2 separate regions of the Homo sapiens genome follow, and region 2 is linked to region 1. Evidence: chromatin contacts called from ENCODE Hi-C or POLR2A ChIA-PET data. All regions are on one chromosome and are shown on one strand. Each heading gives the region's core, a stretch centred on a gene start or an enhancer-like site at or near the end of the contact. The rest is flanking DNA. Distances are from core to core; before and after follow the strand shown.

Evidence for each region. A loop is a pair of places that touch in the nucleus more often than their neighbours do. ChIA-PET counts read pairs that join two places held with the same protein, here RNA polymerase II (POLR2A). Pooled maps may share reads with other maps.
Region 2: a map of gastrocnemius medialis shows a loop between it and region 1 (2.0-fold over the local background). The contact joins two enhancer-like sites. A Hi-C loop is called at or near these places in 11 of 168 maps with a recorded cell type or tissue (CD4-positive, alpha-beta T cell, HepG2, IMR-90 and 6 more) and 5 of 50 pooled maps. POLR2A ChIA-PET finds 5 or more read pairs at or near these places in 5 of 52 experiments (HEK293T, HepG2, PC-3 and 2 more).

What each region holds. Positions count from the first base shown.
Region 1 is chr6:4,057,604-4,065,302 of GRCh38, reverse strand. It overlaps PRP4K (pre-mRNA processing factor kinase PRP4K), which reads right to left. Exons shown (of 15, transcript NM_003913.5): 14 at 6,489-6,575; 15 at 320-4,890. The coding sequence ends at 4,687. Among named protein-coding and RNA genes, the nearest start is that of FAM217A, 18 kb to the left of the region's middle. RefSeq lists an enhancer at 5,814-6,108. Within about 2 kb of position 5,987, at least 6 of the 41 ENCODE cell types and tissues checked have a DNase peak (open chromatin) inside an H3K27ac peak, as active enhancers do.
Region 2 is chr6:4,099,480-4,107,178 of GRCh38, reverse strand. It overlaps the pseudogene TEX56P. Among named protein-coding and RNA genes, the nearest start is that of FAM217A, 24 kb to the right of the region's middle. Within about 2 kb of position 4,183, at least 4 of the 41 ENCODE cell types and tissues checked have a DNase peak (open chromatin) inside an H3K27ac peak, as active enhancers do.

The DNA of each region.
Region 1 (7,699 bases), core at 4,738-7,237:
TATTTTACTCACTGTTTTGAAAAGCCAAAAACAGTTCCTTAAAAGAAGAAAATAAAGAGTGGGTATACTGAGGATAAGAGCCCAAGATTTGTCAAGCTATCATGTGAGCAATGAACCAATTTATTTTTATCATTATAAAAACAGGAGTTGGCTCATTACTTATCTGTTTCCTTTACTAGGAAAACCAAAGCAGAAATGTATGTAACAGGAACACGAATATAATACACTCTTTGGTGTTGTGCACCTAATGCTTTGAAAATGTTTTGATGTTTGTGAGGAAAATCTGAACTCAACCAAAGAAAAAAACCAGGAGACAATATGATAATAAGAGGCATATTTTATTCAGTTTCCCAGTAAGTCAATTAGAAACATGCACTGCTAAAATGCAAGTTACAATTCAAATGGTACCATAAATAATTAGAGTACACACTGAGCATTTTCAGAAATCAGCTTCCATATCTTGATCACTAAATGGAAAGGTTCTTCAGAACAGTCCCTTACCCTATATACAGAAGGAGAAGAAAAATTAAGGATGCCATAATGACATCTATCAGAATAACTGGAAAACATTTTAATTTAGCATACATTATTGACATGTAAAAAACACAAATGAATTTGTCGTGAACATTTCTATAAGGAAGACATTCCATTAGGAGGAGAATGATAAAATTCATGTTGAATATATGCTGGAACTAGGATACTATTAAGAAAGAAACACATTTATGAAGCCCAATTGGTAAAGATGTCATTATAACTAAATGAGGAAAATTACATATTTGAATATATGGCTTTCTTTCCTATCTTCAACATTCAAAAGGGCCATTTCTTAACTACTTCGCCTAAATTTTATCATGTTGATTCCTTTGTTTCATCTCAGAGATTTTATTTCTACCCCATATAGCTAGAGTTCTGCTTACAAATGATAAAATACAGGTAAAGCATAAGAGGAATGCAAATATGGAACAAAACTGAGAACATTACATTTTACTTACTCTACCACATACCATAAAACAGTACATAAATATTTCATTTTGAAAAAAAAGTCCTGAGTACTTATTTTTGTTAGGAATAAAGTGGTACTTAATAATGGCAAAACATTTCTATTATTTTAAAACAAAATTTTGAGACAGTAGAGTGAAATGAGATAGCTATCAGGGAATGAAGAAAACAGGATGTATTAATAACGATTTAAGGGTGAATATAAGATGCTCCCCCTGCTCAAAACCTCGAAATTCCAACCTCATTTCTGATGATCTTCAAGAATAAAGTCTATCCAGAGTGTAAAAAATGTCTATGCTTTCCAGATCTCAACTATTCTCCCAACCCTAGAAAAAACTGTAACATCTTTGAGAGCCGTACCTAACACTTCTATGAGCCCTCAAGTCTGACAATCACTTGATATCACTTTTGCCATAAAGTATAATAAAAGCAAAAAATTCACGGCAGATAGCATTTGAAAAGCATACAGCTACTCTAAAAGAGGAATGCACATTTATTCAGGAGCATTCACTAAATAAATTCAATCTAGTAGGTCTTGCAGAGTTCCAAATTGCACCTCAGCAAAATTACAGAGTGTAGGAAAATCATGTAACGTACATAAGACAGTTGATAGGGTTCCTTTCAAATAGGTAGTCTAGATATGCTAAATTGGGGAGTATAAAAAACCCAGAGTATCTTTTTCATTTCCCTTAAAAAAAATGGCTCTGAATATTTTGTCTACTTTAAGACTGGAACACTGGTTAATAACGAGGTTTCTACAGGGTAAGTTGGGGAACAGATACTAAAGGAGTTGAACAGTATTCTTAATATTCCAGTTTGTATTCTTTTGCATCTGCCTAAAGCTGAAGACTACTTTCAGATATATGCTATTCTGGTGGTTGCTGTTTTTCTAAGAATCCTTAACATCCAATTTTGACAACCATGTGTTATGTGGAATCTCAGCATCCAGCAGCCTTTTATATTACTAAAGTTGACCACTATTTTTATTTTAGGGGAGGAGAAACTGGGGGAGGGGAGAGGCAGGAAGTATGATAAAACAAGCACTTTACAGACGCACTCCACAACAGCACTAATTCTAAATACCAAACACCAATAAAACCCAAATCATAATGCTGAAAACTAAAAAATTAGACAAAAAATAAATGAAGGATTGTTTTTTAATAAATCTTTTATAGGACAGAAACCTTAGCTCATGTCTTCTGGTTGTCATCATCTTCCACTGAGCTGCACCTAAAACACAAAGAACAAGTAACAAGCAACTTTGTTTTTTAAAGAACAGGTAACAGTTTTGAAGGTATAAGATGAACTGTTTCTAGTGGAACTTACTTAAAAAATTACATAAAATGAAGCCATAAACATCACCAGAAGCATCAAATTGTCAACTACTTTGGGTGAAAATAACTACAAGAGACTTGAATATGCAGCATATTATCACCGAAATAAATAATGGTGGGAAAATCACTACCCATTTCATTAAGGTAGAATAGCTGCACCTGTGACGCCTTAATTAAAAGGCTTCACTCTACCTGAAGATGAAAATCACCTTGTATTTATTTTAGTAAGTCTAAACCGTGAAGAGACGGGGTGTAGGTTCAGAGGTGGCTTATTATATCATCTATCACCTTCCTGGCTGTAGTTCATTTCATGTCTTTAAATGGAGCAAAACCCACCAGAAGAATCAATGCTGCTATTCTGATTTTCCATTCTTGAATGCACCAAAATGTGCATGCTTGTTGTAATTAGGTGCCTGGGTGAATAAAAAAATCCCATTTACAATTTAAAAATATTATTTAAACCCCTAAAATCTGATTATTTTCCATATTCCTCAGGGAGACAAGCATTAATTTTACCCCCCAAACAGCAAAGATTACATATATTTCTGAAAAATTCTCTTCTACCATGTTAATAATACAAATTCCTTTGTGTTGCAAAACCAAGCTGATTTAAACGATTTTGTCTTAAATTGTTGCTAAATGTTTATCTACACATGCTGTCAGAAATAACCTTGTTAAGAAGGTGAAGCTGGTGTCTCAGCAAATCAGACCCCTTGGAGAAGGCGTCGAATGGCCTGTGCCCCGTTTTCCTTTTTCTCTTTCCGCACCATCAAAAGGAAAAGTGAGAAAATAGCAGAAACATTAGTTAAATCCTGAATTATACCCCATAACCTACAGGAATAATCTCACTACACTGAAAGCTGACAATATTTGTAGGATTTTTTGAAATAATTAGGATCCTAATTATTAATAAACTGGTAATTTTGGCTAGGTTTACATCTTTAACTAATAATACTTTCAATTAAAAACTTTCAGGAAAAAAACAAAAGGTTGCTTTTAACTATTTATGGTTTACCTGACTTACCAGCACTGAAGACAAAAACTTTTAAAAATGGCTACAAATGCCTTGTTCACAAAAGACTTTATTATCTAGTGATGCATACTGAGAACATACAGAAATCTGCATGGTCCACTTCACATGCAGTAGAACAATCTTCACTTTACAATAAGTGAGTGTCAACTGTTTTATGCAATAGACAACACTTTAAAGTCACATTCTTAAAGAAAAGCTTCATTTACAAAAGAAATAAAAGGTAAAGAAGCAATTACCGCTTTTAAAAAGCAGCTGCTTTGTTCAAGAGTGGAAGGTTTATGCCTGTATTGAAAGACAACATGATCACAAATAATGAAAACAATGAACAAATGAAAAACACTTTTACCATAAAGCAGTACACTTTCAAAATGACATACAAATAGTTAAAAATTTCATTACGTTGTCTAGCCTTTAAATATGAGGACTTTCAGAATTAGGCCTCAACATTTGTAATTAGTAAATGAAAACTACGCATCGTTTCTATGTCACTAGGAACTATATTTAACAAAATGTATATAAAGTCTATAGCAAGTTGATTTAAAAAAAGTAAAGTTAATAAGAAACAGTACACTGAAGGCGCTCTATCCATCAAGCGCGTTCTCTTCCAATTTTAAATGTGATGAACAAACAGAAATTGTAACTATGCCACAGTTGCAATGCCAAAAAATAAAACAAGATCAGTTATCACACATGCAGGGAATTCTGCCACAAAGCTAACATCCCTCATTTGTCAGTTGTTCCAATAAAATAACATCTTAAAACACCAGAGATGTTGATGGTTTAGCTTACCTTCAGTGTACTGAATGCTGCACACAACCTGCTTTAAAAGGAGACCATCCCTGCAGGCAGGCTCAAGAAGGAACAGACCCCTTTCGGCACTGACTACACCAAGGGCATGCTGCTGTGGCCTGCACACACACACCTAGGAAAACGTGAATATAAACAGCATTTATGCTGGCCATTTTATCTCAAGACCAAAATGAAGCCAAGTCTGCTAAGAACAAATCAACCACCCAATATTACTACTCATTTCATAACAGATGCTTTTGTCTTTATGTGAACTGCAACCATATACATTAGCACTGTAATTTTGTGCAGTCTTGGCAATTTAAAACAGTCTACAGTGAAATTTCACGTAAGACACAAAACAGATTAACTAACATCTCTAAAAGAAATATCACCCTTGGTGTTAATTCAAATATATCATGCTTCCTCAAATTTGCTGGAGAAATATTTATAAGTTTATATACATTAATAAACTGCTGTGAAATTTCTTCAGTCTTTGTATTTACTCAAACCCTTGGAGTTTCTTCATCTTGTTTAAATTTTTTCCTGGATGAAGGCGTGCTGTAGGGCCTGGTTGATGCTAATTCGTTTAGCTGGGTCCAACATCAGAATCTGGTCCAACAAGTCCTTTAGCTGGTGTACTTTCTTACGTTGGTCTTCAGGAAGTCTCTGGCACCCAATCAAGTCAGCCAACAGGTCCTTAGTTGGATTAATGGTGCTCATAACAGTAACTTTCTCCTAAAAATAATTTTTAAAATGCGTATCTCTAAATAAGTTACTAAGCATATACAACTTAAATCAGATTGTTTTGGGGTCTATCAAAAATATTAAAAACATGCATATACATACAAAATATATACACACAGTGCACATTTTGGGCAATGACAGACTGCATATATGACAGTGGTCCCTTAAGATTGGAATACCGTATTTTTGCTCTCCCTTTTCTATGTTTAGATACATACATACACTTACCACTTGCAAAAGTGCCTACAGTATTCAGTCCACCAACTTACAGTTCAGGCCTAGAAGCAAAAGGCCATACTACTTACCCTAGATGTGTGTGAGTGTATGCTGTGGTTATGTGACGCATGACTGTATCATCATCATCTATTCATTTAAAACTTTGCTGTGGTTTCCTCTATGCTGTACATCTTTTTAAAAGGTAACCAAAAAACTTAAATGAAAAAGTTGATGCCAACTCTGGGCTGGGCGCGGTGGCTCACACCTGTAATCCCAGCACTTTGGAAGCCCAAGGTAGGTGGATCACTTGAGCTCAGGAATTCGAGACCAGCCTGGGCAACACTGCAAAACCCATCTCTACTAAAAATACAAAAATTATCCAGGCGTGGTGGCACACAATTGTAATCCCAGCTACTCGGGAGGCTGAGGCATGAGAATTGCTTGAACCTGGGAGGCAGAGGTTGCTGTGAGCCAAGATCGTGCCATTGCACTTCACCCTGGGTGACAGGTGACAGAGCGAGACTCAGTCTCAAAAAAGAAAAAAAAAGTCAACTCCAAGTTAGCAATGAAAATTTACAATAAGATAAGCATGAGCTGTTTGCACTGTACTTTCCCTACCTTGAAGTGGTAAGTGACAGACATGTGAATAAGTTAATACCCTGAAGTATTATTAAGTGCTCTGACAAAGACAGGGACATATGCTATAATAATGGGACAAAAATAAGGAAATCATTACTTCAATCTGGGAGTTTTCAAAAGGCTCATACAGAATGTGTATTTCAGCTGAGGCTTGAAGATGATACATTTTTTAGGGGGTTGGGGGTGAGGCAGCACAGGAAATGACTAAGCTCAGGGAGGTCTGTTAGCAAAGGCACAAAGGTCTGAACCAGCACGCCTTCTGGCCAAATGTGGAAAGGTGGGGGTTCTGAATGTACTGAAGAGAGGTCTGAAAACTGAAGAAAGCAGTTGGATTTGTCATTCTGAGGAACTTAAATATTATTTCATAGGTAACAGGGAGCCAACAAAGGTTTTTAAGCAGGGATAGGAACATGACCAGATATGTTTTCAGAAACATCACTCTAGCAGCAATAAGAAAGCTGGATGGGAAGCCAGACCAAGAAAGTAATCCAAAGAAGATGTGACGAGGGCCTAAATATGACCTATAATAAAAATAAATTAATTATGCTAGAAAAACATTTTAAAATCCCTCCATCTTTTCCATGGTCTGATGTGTTTTATTTAGGAATTGGTCGACAGCAAAAAGGAAATACTTACTTTTGGGTTTTTGTTTTTTTTTTAATTCACCAGCTCGTATGATTTAGTACTCAGTTAACAATAAAATAACTATTGCATGCTGCATTTAAAACACTTACCCTCTCTGTTACTTTATCAACTTCTATGTACATGAAGTTGAGATTTTGATCAAAATGCTGATCTTTGAACACACCTTTTCGAATCATCTACAAAACAAAACAAAAACTTGGGTTTTGAACTATTATGAAACAGGCCTACTAACAATTTAATTAATATACAATAAGTCAAATAAGTATGTTATTTAGTCTCTGTAGGTTTGTTTGATCTCAGATTCCCTTGATCCCAGGAATTCATTAACATCTTTGCAAAAGCAAATACCAATGCTGTACCTAAAACTACTTAATAACATGAAATTATATTTGTCCAGGCAGTGACTTAAAACAATTATAACATCAAATTGTCCTTTCACTATTTAAAATTGGAGAGTCAACAAAGACTTTAAATTATTTCTTCCTAAAAATATCACAAAACTCAGGTTTTTTCTCCTTGGCAGTTAGGGAACCTAATGCCACTTTACTAATTATGTTCCAACAGCCCTGATACAGGTCAGACTTCATTAAAACTAATACCAACATAGCTCATTTTTATGTAACTTATTCTAAAAAAAGTCCAACCTAATAGAATTTGGACAATATGTACAAATCAGCCTGGTCAACATAGTGAAACTCCATCTCTACAAAAAAATTATTAAATAAATTAACTGGTTGTGGTGGCACATGCCTGTAGTCCCAGCTACATTGGAGACTGAGGCAGGAGAACTGCTTGAGCCCAGGGGTTCGGTTCAAGGCTGCAGTGAGCTATAACTGTACTCCAGTCTGGGACACAGAGCAAGATCCAGTCTCAAAACAACAACAACAACAAAACACAACTGAAAACCATACAGTTTTCTGACCTTTACGAAAAATGTGTAAATCTTTAGAAATTCAGCAAATAGGCTGAAATCTTAAAAAGCTAAGTTACAGCCGGGTGCGGTGGCTCATGCCTATAGCTACTCGGGAGGCTGAGGCAGGAGAATGGCATGAACCCGGGAGGCAGAGCTTGCAGTAAGCTGAGATCGCGCCACTGCACTGCAGCCTGGGCGACAAAGCAAGACTCCGTCTCAAAAAAAAAAAAAAAAAAAAAGCTAAGTTATGGCCCTCAGATACTTTAATAAATGCTTACATTCTTGCTTCATGTTAAACAGAAACTAGCATTATAGCTGAAGTATCAGCGGTGAGTTAGAAAGATATTAAATAAGAAAAGGTACCAAGAAAGGTACCTTACTTTCTCA
Region 2 (7,699 bases), core at 2,934-5,433, 44 kb before region 1:
ATCTTGAAGAGACATTAACACCTCTATATTCATCGCAGCACCATTCACAATAGCCAAAGTATGGGAAAAATGTAAATCTTCATTGACAGAGAAGTGGATAAAGAAAATGTGGTATATACGTACAATGAAGTACTAGTCAGCCTTTTAAAAGACAGAAATTCTGTAATATGTGACAACGTAGATGCACCTTGAGGACATGCTAAGTGAAATAAGCCAGTCACAGAAATAATGCATGATTCCATTTATATGAGGCATCTAAAACAGTCAAATTCATAGAATCAAAGAGCGTAATGATGGTTACATCCCAGGGCGTTGTGGGAGGGGGAAATGGGAATTAATGATCAACAGGCTTAAAGTTTCAGGCAATCAAGATGAATCAGCTCTAAATACCTGCTTACAACACTGTTCACAATAATGTATTGCACGCTTAAAAATTGTTGAGAGGTTTGTTAAGACCTCATGTAAAGTGTTCTTATCACAATAAAAGAGAAATCCCAGGGAATCTAAAAACTAGCTACTAGAACTAATAAATTAATTTACAAGTTTGTAGTATACCACAATAACTAACAAAAATCAATTGTATCCTTATATTTAATATTTTTCATTTACAGTGGTGCTATAAACTATAAAATACCTAGTTTTGAGGCTCAGAAAACGATACTCTAGAGTATGGCACTTTGGCACGCTGAATGCTTTGAATTAAATGAAAGCCCTTAGACTCTGCCTCCAAACCAAGGTCTCTCTAACCTTCCCTTGTTTCTTCCCACAAGTGCAGGGAGGGGCTCTCTCTGAAGTTCCCATATCTGACTGAGGGAAGTTACTCTCCGAGAAAAACAATTGCCTTTAATATTCTGTCTGAACTCTCATTAACCAGGAAAGATTAATCACCAAAGATAAAATAAAGGTTGTCACCACAACCCCCTAGACAGACTTTTCATGTACTCTTCTGAGGGCTATTCTGAGGGACTTTATCTGCATAAGGCAAACTTTGTTCATGGTGCAGTTCCTCCCCTCACCTTCCCATAACTTGTTGCCATCTCTCCCAGAGTTCAGAGGGACTTTGTCCCAGGCTATTGTCTCTTGTTTAGGCCCAGTCATCTTCCCTAAATATAATTTACTTTTCCTCTAAAATTCCTTACATCCCTCACCTTCCTCTCCCCTATGAAGCAGGCATTTAATCGTCAACCACCTGGCCCTTCTTTGAATTTTCATACCTTGTGTGACTCTCAGCACTTGCACCTTAATAAATCTGTATGCCTTTTCTCCTGTTAATCTGTCTGTTGTCAAGTTTAGCAGACGCCTTTCATCAACCTTCAGAGGGAAAAAGGAAAGCTCCTTTTACCCCTGTGCTAGTAATAAATATAACAAAAAATATCCACGACTTCTTCACTGAAAACTACAAAACATTGTTAGGAGACATTAAAGAAGACCTAACCAAAGGGCAAATATATCCTGTCCACGTTGAAAGTCTCAGTGTTATTAAGATGGAAGTTCTCCCCTACTGATCTTGATTCAACTCAATCCCAAACAAATTCTAGTAGTCCTTTTGTAGAAACTAACAAATTGGTTCTAAATTTTTATGGCAATACAAAGAACCTAAAATAATCAAAGCAATTTTTAAAGCAGAAGATCAAAGTCAGATGCCTAACACTACCTTATTTCAGGACCTGGCCACAGTAAGAAAGTCTTGTTTGGGCAAAGACATGTAGATAAATGGAGCAAAATAGGATTCAGAAATACACTCAAATATATGTGGAAATTCATTTTTTATGAATGTGCCAAAACAGGCCGGGTACAGTGGCTCATGCCTGTAATCCTAGCACTTTGAGAGGCCAAGGTGGGTGGATCACTTGAGGTCAGGAGTTTGAGACCAGCCCGGCCAACATGGTGAAACCGTCTTTACTAAAAATACAAAAATTAGTTGGGTGTGGTGGTACGCACCTGTAAACCCAGCTACTCTGGAGGCTGAAGCAGAAGAATTGCTTGAACCTGGGAGGCAGAGGTTGCAGTGAGTCAAGATCGCACCACTGCACTCCAGTCTGGATGACAGAGCAAGACTCCATCTCAAAAAAAAAAAAAAAGTGCCAAAACAATTCAATACGGAAAGGAAAATCTTTTTAACACATGCCAATGGGTCAACTAGATAGCCAAATAGAAAAAAGAAATTAACATCAAACCAATGAATATCAAACCCTATGCAAAAATAAAGTAAAATGGCCTACCAACCTAAACTTTTTTTTTTTTTTGAGACAGAGTCTTGCTCTGTTGCCCAGGTTGGAGTGCGGTGGGGCAATCTCGGCTCACTGCAAGCTCCGCCTCCCAGGTTCACACTATTCTCCTGCCTCAGCCTCCCGAGCAGCTGGGACTACAGGCGCCCACCACCACGCCCGGCTAAATTTTTGTATTTTTAGTAGAGATGGGGTTTCACTGTGTTAGCCAGGATGGTCTCGAACTCCTGACCTTGTGATCCGCCCGCCTCAGCCTCCCAAAGTGCTGGGATTACAGGCGTAAGCCGCTGTGCCTGGCCTACCAACCTAAATTTGAAGCTTAAAACTACAAAACTTCAGTAAGGAAATATAGGAGCAAGTCTTTGCAACTTTGGACTTGTCAAAGGATTCTTAGAATATAAAATGCAAAAACTGTGAAAGAAAAAAATTGATGCATTGGGAATGTAAAACCTTTGTTCTTCTGTGTTATCATGAAATAATGAAAGGCAAGCTACCATCTGGGAGAAAATATTTGCAATGCTTTTATCAAAGAATTTTGTATTGAAAATATGAAAAGAACTCTCACAACTTAATAAGGCAAAGAAAATTTAAAGCAAGCAGAAGATGTGAACCAGTCACGTCACAGAAAGTGTTTGAGACATCTTTTCTAGTAGGGGCATGGAATGATGCTCCCCAAGATCAGAACATACACATGTCCCTTCCATTGAAATCAGCAGGGGTACGTGAAAGTCAGCAGGTGTAGGAAGTGTCAGCAAGTATTTGCCAAGACCTGCCTCTAAATTCCAGAGGGATAACACATGCCCTGACCAGCCCAGTCACCTTCATTCCCACATAAAATCCAGTGCCAAGTCCCCAGAAGGAGCCTCCACACCACGTGCCAGGTCTTTTTCTCCAAACCTGCCTCGGTTCCCTTGTACCCAGGCACTCAAGCGTTGTTTTCCTGCCTTTCCATGTAGATTGGCTTGCGGCTACTGCTTCAGGATTTCTGGTCCCACTTCTGGGGGGATCACTCTAGCCCAGGTGACAGAGCAAGACTCCATCTCAAAAAAAAAAAAAAGAAAAGAAAAATGGCCAGGCACGGTGGCTCACGCCAGTAATCCCAACAATTTGTGAGGCTGAGGCGGGAGGATCACCTGAGGTCAGGAGTTCGAGACCAGCCTGGCTAACATGGTGAAACCCCGTCTCTACCAAAAATACAAAAAGTAGCTGGGTGTGGTGGTGCATGCCTGTAATCCCAGCTACTCAGGAGGCCGAGGCAGGAGAATCGCTTGAACCTGGGAGCCAGAGGTTGCAGTGAGCCAAGATTGAGCCATTGCACTCCAGCCTGGGCAACAAGAGTGAGACTCCATCTCAAAAAAAAAAAAAAAAAAAAAAAGAAAAGAAAAAGAAAAAGAAAACATTAAACGTTTTTCTTAAATGCTTACACAGCACACGAGTGGAGTAGCAAATCAACACAGACACTATAACATGGTAAGTACAATAAAAGATGAATTTTGGTATAGAGGAGGAGCGGCCCCAAGTCAGGATAAATTGCAAATGTCTATGGCAGAGAGGTGGGCAAAATAAAACCCATCGACTACCAGGCCCCGTCTTCAGTTGCTACCACATCGATGCAACAAAAACATTATGGAATCTAAACTAAAGTTCTCACATGGAACACACAGCTCTCTTCTGTTCAAGTACTGCTTTTGTCACACTTATCAAGAGAAAAAAAAATTAAGCCCTAGAGTCCATATAAATATGGCATACTGAGCCAGTAAACACAGTTTACAAGTAATTATAATTTACATGCAGTATCCAGTAGGGATTTACAGTATTATTGAGCTGGGGGTTGGAATCCTGCCAGGTTCACCAACAGGGATAAGACACCACCATCTGCAGCTCTAGACTTAGAAAATCTGTTTACCGGCATGGTCCCAGGACTCCTGGCTTTTGTGCCTGCTGATCTGTTTACATAGCACAGCACTGAAGGAACTTTGTCAAAGCCAGCAGGCCTCACGTATGATCTGCCTGTTTTGTGGCCCTAAAACTGCTATTGCCATGTGAGAGAGGGGCCTTATCCTCTCCGTGCTAGCGGGGATACACAGCATAAACTGAGCAAATGTTTGCCAGGGCAGGTTCAAGGTTAGGACCTACAGTTGCCTCAATCTAACACGTGAAAATACTGTACAATGCATTCAAATAGTACTTCATACTTGTCAAAACTCAATTTCACAGTCGTTTTTCTATCAGTGTCACAACTCTTTCTGATACAACATGAGGTATTAGCAACACCATTTTACAGGTGGTCAAGGGCACACGAATCAGTAGTGTTCAATAGCTCTTAGACAAAAACAAAGCTATTCTTCGATTAAATTGACATAATAACTGCACATATTTATGGGATACAGTGGGATGTTTTGATGCATGTTTACAATGTGTCATGATCAAATAAAGGTAATGAGCATGTCATCACCTCAAACAATTTTCATTTCTTTGTGTTGGGAACATTCAAGATGCCCTCTTCTAGCTATTTGAAAATAAACAAAAAATTATTGTTGGCTATAACCACCCTACAGTGTTATAGAACACCAGAACTTATTCCTCCTGTCTAGCTGTACTTTTGTATCGGGTAACCAACCTCTGGCTATCCACCCCTTCCCGTTACCCTTCCCAACCTCTGGCAACCACTACTCAACTCTCTACTTCTGTGAGATCAGCGTTTTCAGCTTCCACATATGAACGAGAGCATGCAGTATTCTTCCCCACTTCCTCTCACTACCTCCACTACCCTTCCCAGCCTCTAGAAACCATTCTTCTACTCTCTACCTCCATGAATACAACTGTTTTAATTTTTAGCGCCCACAAATGAGTGAGAACCTTTTGAAGTTTGTCTTTCTGGGCCTTATTTCACTTAATATAATGTCCTCTAGGCTCATCCATGCAGCCTCATATGACAGGATTTCCTTCTTTTTTATGCTAAAAAGTATTCTCTTGTGTATATACACCACATTTTTAATTCATTCATCTGTTGATGGAAACCTAGGTTGATTGCATATCTTGGCTGTTGTGAATAGTGCTGCAATGCACATGGGAGGGCAGAGAGCTCTTTGACATACTGATTTACTTTCCTTTGGGTTCACACCTAGTAGTGGGATTGCTGGGTCATATGGTAGTTCTAGTTTTATGGACAAAGCTATTATTGATGATTCTTAATAATAGTCAGGCTTGCTTTGGCTAAAGAATGAATTCTCTCAAGGGTGTCAGTTAAGTCACAAAGAATTAAGAATGATACAGTTATCAAATGACAATATTTACCATGTTACCAGGTAATAGGAGAAGAATCATTAATGCCAGGAGGCATCATCAGAACTAGAACAGTTAATTCAGCAGATCCTTCAGGAATCTGGAGTCACAGCAACCAAGACAAGGTTCATGATTGATTGATTGCAAAATGGGCCTAATCCTCCCACCTGTCCTGTACCGAAGCCCCCTGCAACATGACTTTGCACCTCCTTCCACTGGGGCGAAGCCTGTTTCTCCACCTCTTGAATCCCTGCCCAACACTGTTTTCCTGCTTCCACTTTGATGCAACACCACTCCCAGGAAACCTTTTGCATTCTTATTTCTATCTCAGCGCTTGAGACTCCAACCTGTAACACTAGGAATACAAAAATAAATAAGATAGGCTGACAGTCCCTGCTTTTAAGGAAAGCAAATAAATGTTTGTAAAATAAAATGTTAAAAAAAAGTACCATTTCCTATGTTCTGATACTCTAGCTATATTTTCAGAAAGCAAACTAGGATATAAAGATCTATAACTTCATATGAAGACATCAGGACCTAAAATTGAGGTGTACAAACTTTCTATGGTTGTGAAACTTGAATGTTTAAAAATAGGTCTTGTGTTATTCTGTCTTCACATTGCTATAAAGAACTACATGAGACTGGGTAATTTACGAAGAAAAGAGGTTTAACTGAATCATAGATCCACGGGCTTAACAGGAAGCATGATTGGGAAGCCTCAGGAAACTTACAATCAGGGCAGAAAGCAAAGGGGAAGCCAGGCACATCTTATCGTGGTGGAGCAGGAGAGAGAGGGAGAGCGAGGGGAGAAGTGCAACACTTTAAAACCAACAGATCTCTTGAGAACTACTCACTATCATGAGAACAGCAAGGAGGAAATCTGTTCCCATGATCCAATCACCTCCCACCAGGCCCCTCCTCCAACATGTGGGGATTACGATTCAAAATGGGATTTGGGTGGGGACAGAGCCAAATCATATCAGGCTTCCAAAGCATGGTCAAATAATCTTCACTTGAGTAATCAGATATCATCACTTAATATAACCTTTACCTACTTCTGGACAAAAAATGTAGTGTCTTTGCTTTGTCCAGAAAACACCATGGTTCCATTGACCACCTTCTTTTATAATAATACCTTTGCCTTCTTTGGCTACCAATATTTAAATCAAATTGGCAAATTATGCCACTGAGGACACTGAAAAAAATGCAGACAAGGACTCTGTTTCACCAGGGCAATAATCCCAGGGGAAGCTTCCAGTTCAGGCAAATTCATGAGCTGGAACTCTCTCCCGGTTATGTTACCTTCAAATCAGAAATGATCCTGTCTTTGTAGCAACATCTACATTTATCCTGACAGCCCGGCAAAATTGCTTGAATACTTACTATGTACAAAGTGTAGGCATCATTGCCATACATGCAGCAATACGAAAGAAACAAATATAGACCAGGCACGGTGGCTCACGCCTGTAATCCCAGCACTTTGGGAGGCCAAGCAGTTGTATCACCTGAGGTCAGGAGTTTGAGATTAGCCTGGCCAACATGGCAAAACCCCGTTTCCACTAAAAATACCAAAAAAAATTAGCCAGGTGTTGTGGCACATGCCTGTAATCCCAGCTACTCGGGAGGCTGAGGCAGGAGAATCACTGGAACCCAGGAGTCGGAGGTTGCGGTGAGCTGAGATCGCGCCACGGCACTCCAGCCTGGGTGACAGTGCGAGACTCTGTCTCAAAAAAAAAGAAAAGAAAAGAAAAGAAAAGAAAAAAACAAATATAGAAACACCATCTATCTGGCATAAGCAGGGAAAGAAGTGCACCAAAAAAAGATAATTTGCCAAGGAACCAAAGCTTATGACTTTGAGCACCGGAATCCAACCAATTCCACATCCCCACTGTTACCACCTGGGCCACCATCCCTTACCTGCAGAGCTGTAAAATCTCCCAACAGCTCTCCTCCACCCATGCATTCTTTGGGAGGCTAGAGAGGATTTGGGTCAGATGATGTCACTCCTCTTGTTAAGACTGTCCAATGGTGCTCCAGTTCTCTCCATGTACAGTCTGGCAGACCAGGGATAAAGCCAAAGGTCCACCATGTCCTGCTATGGTATCCTAGCCCCTGGTCATGCCAATGGTGGGTGTGAAAAACCAAGCTGCTTCCCAACTTACGCAGCCAAAAAGCCCCAAAGCTCA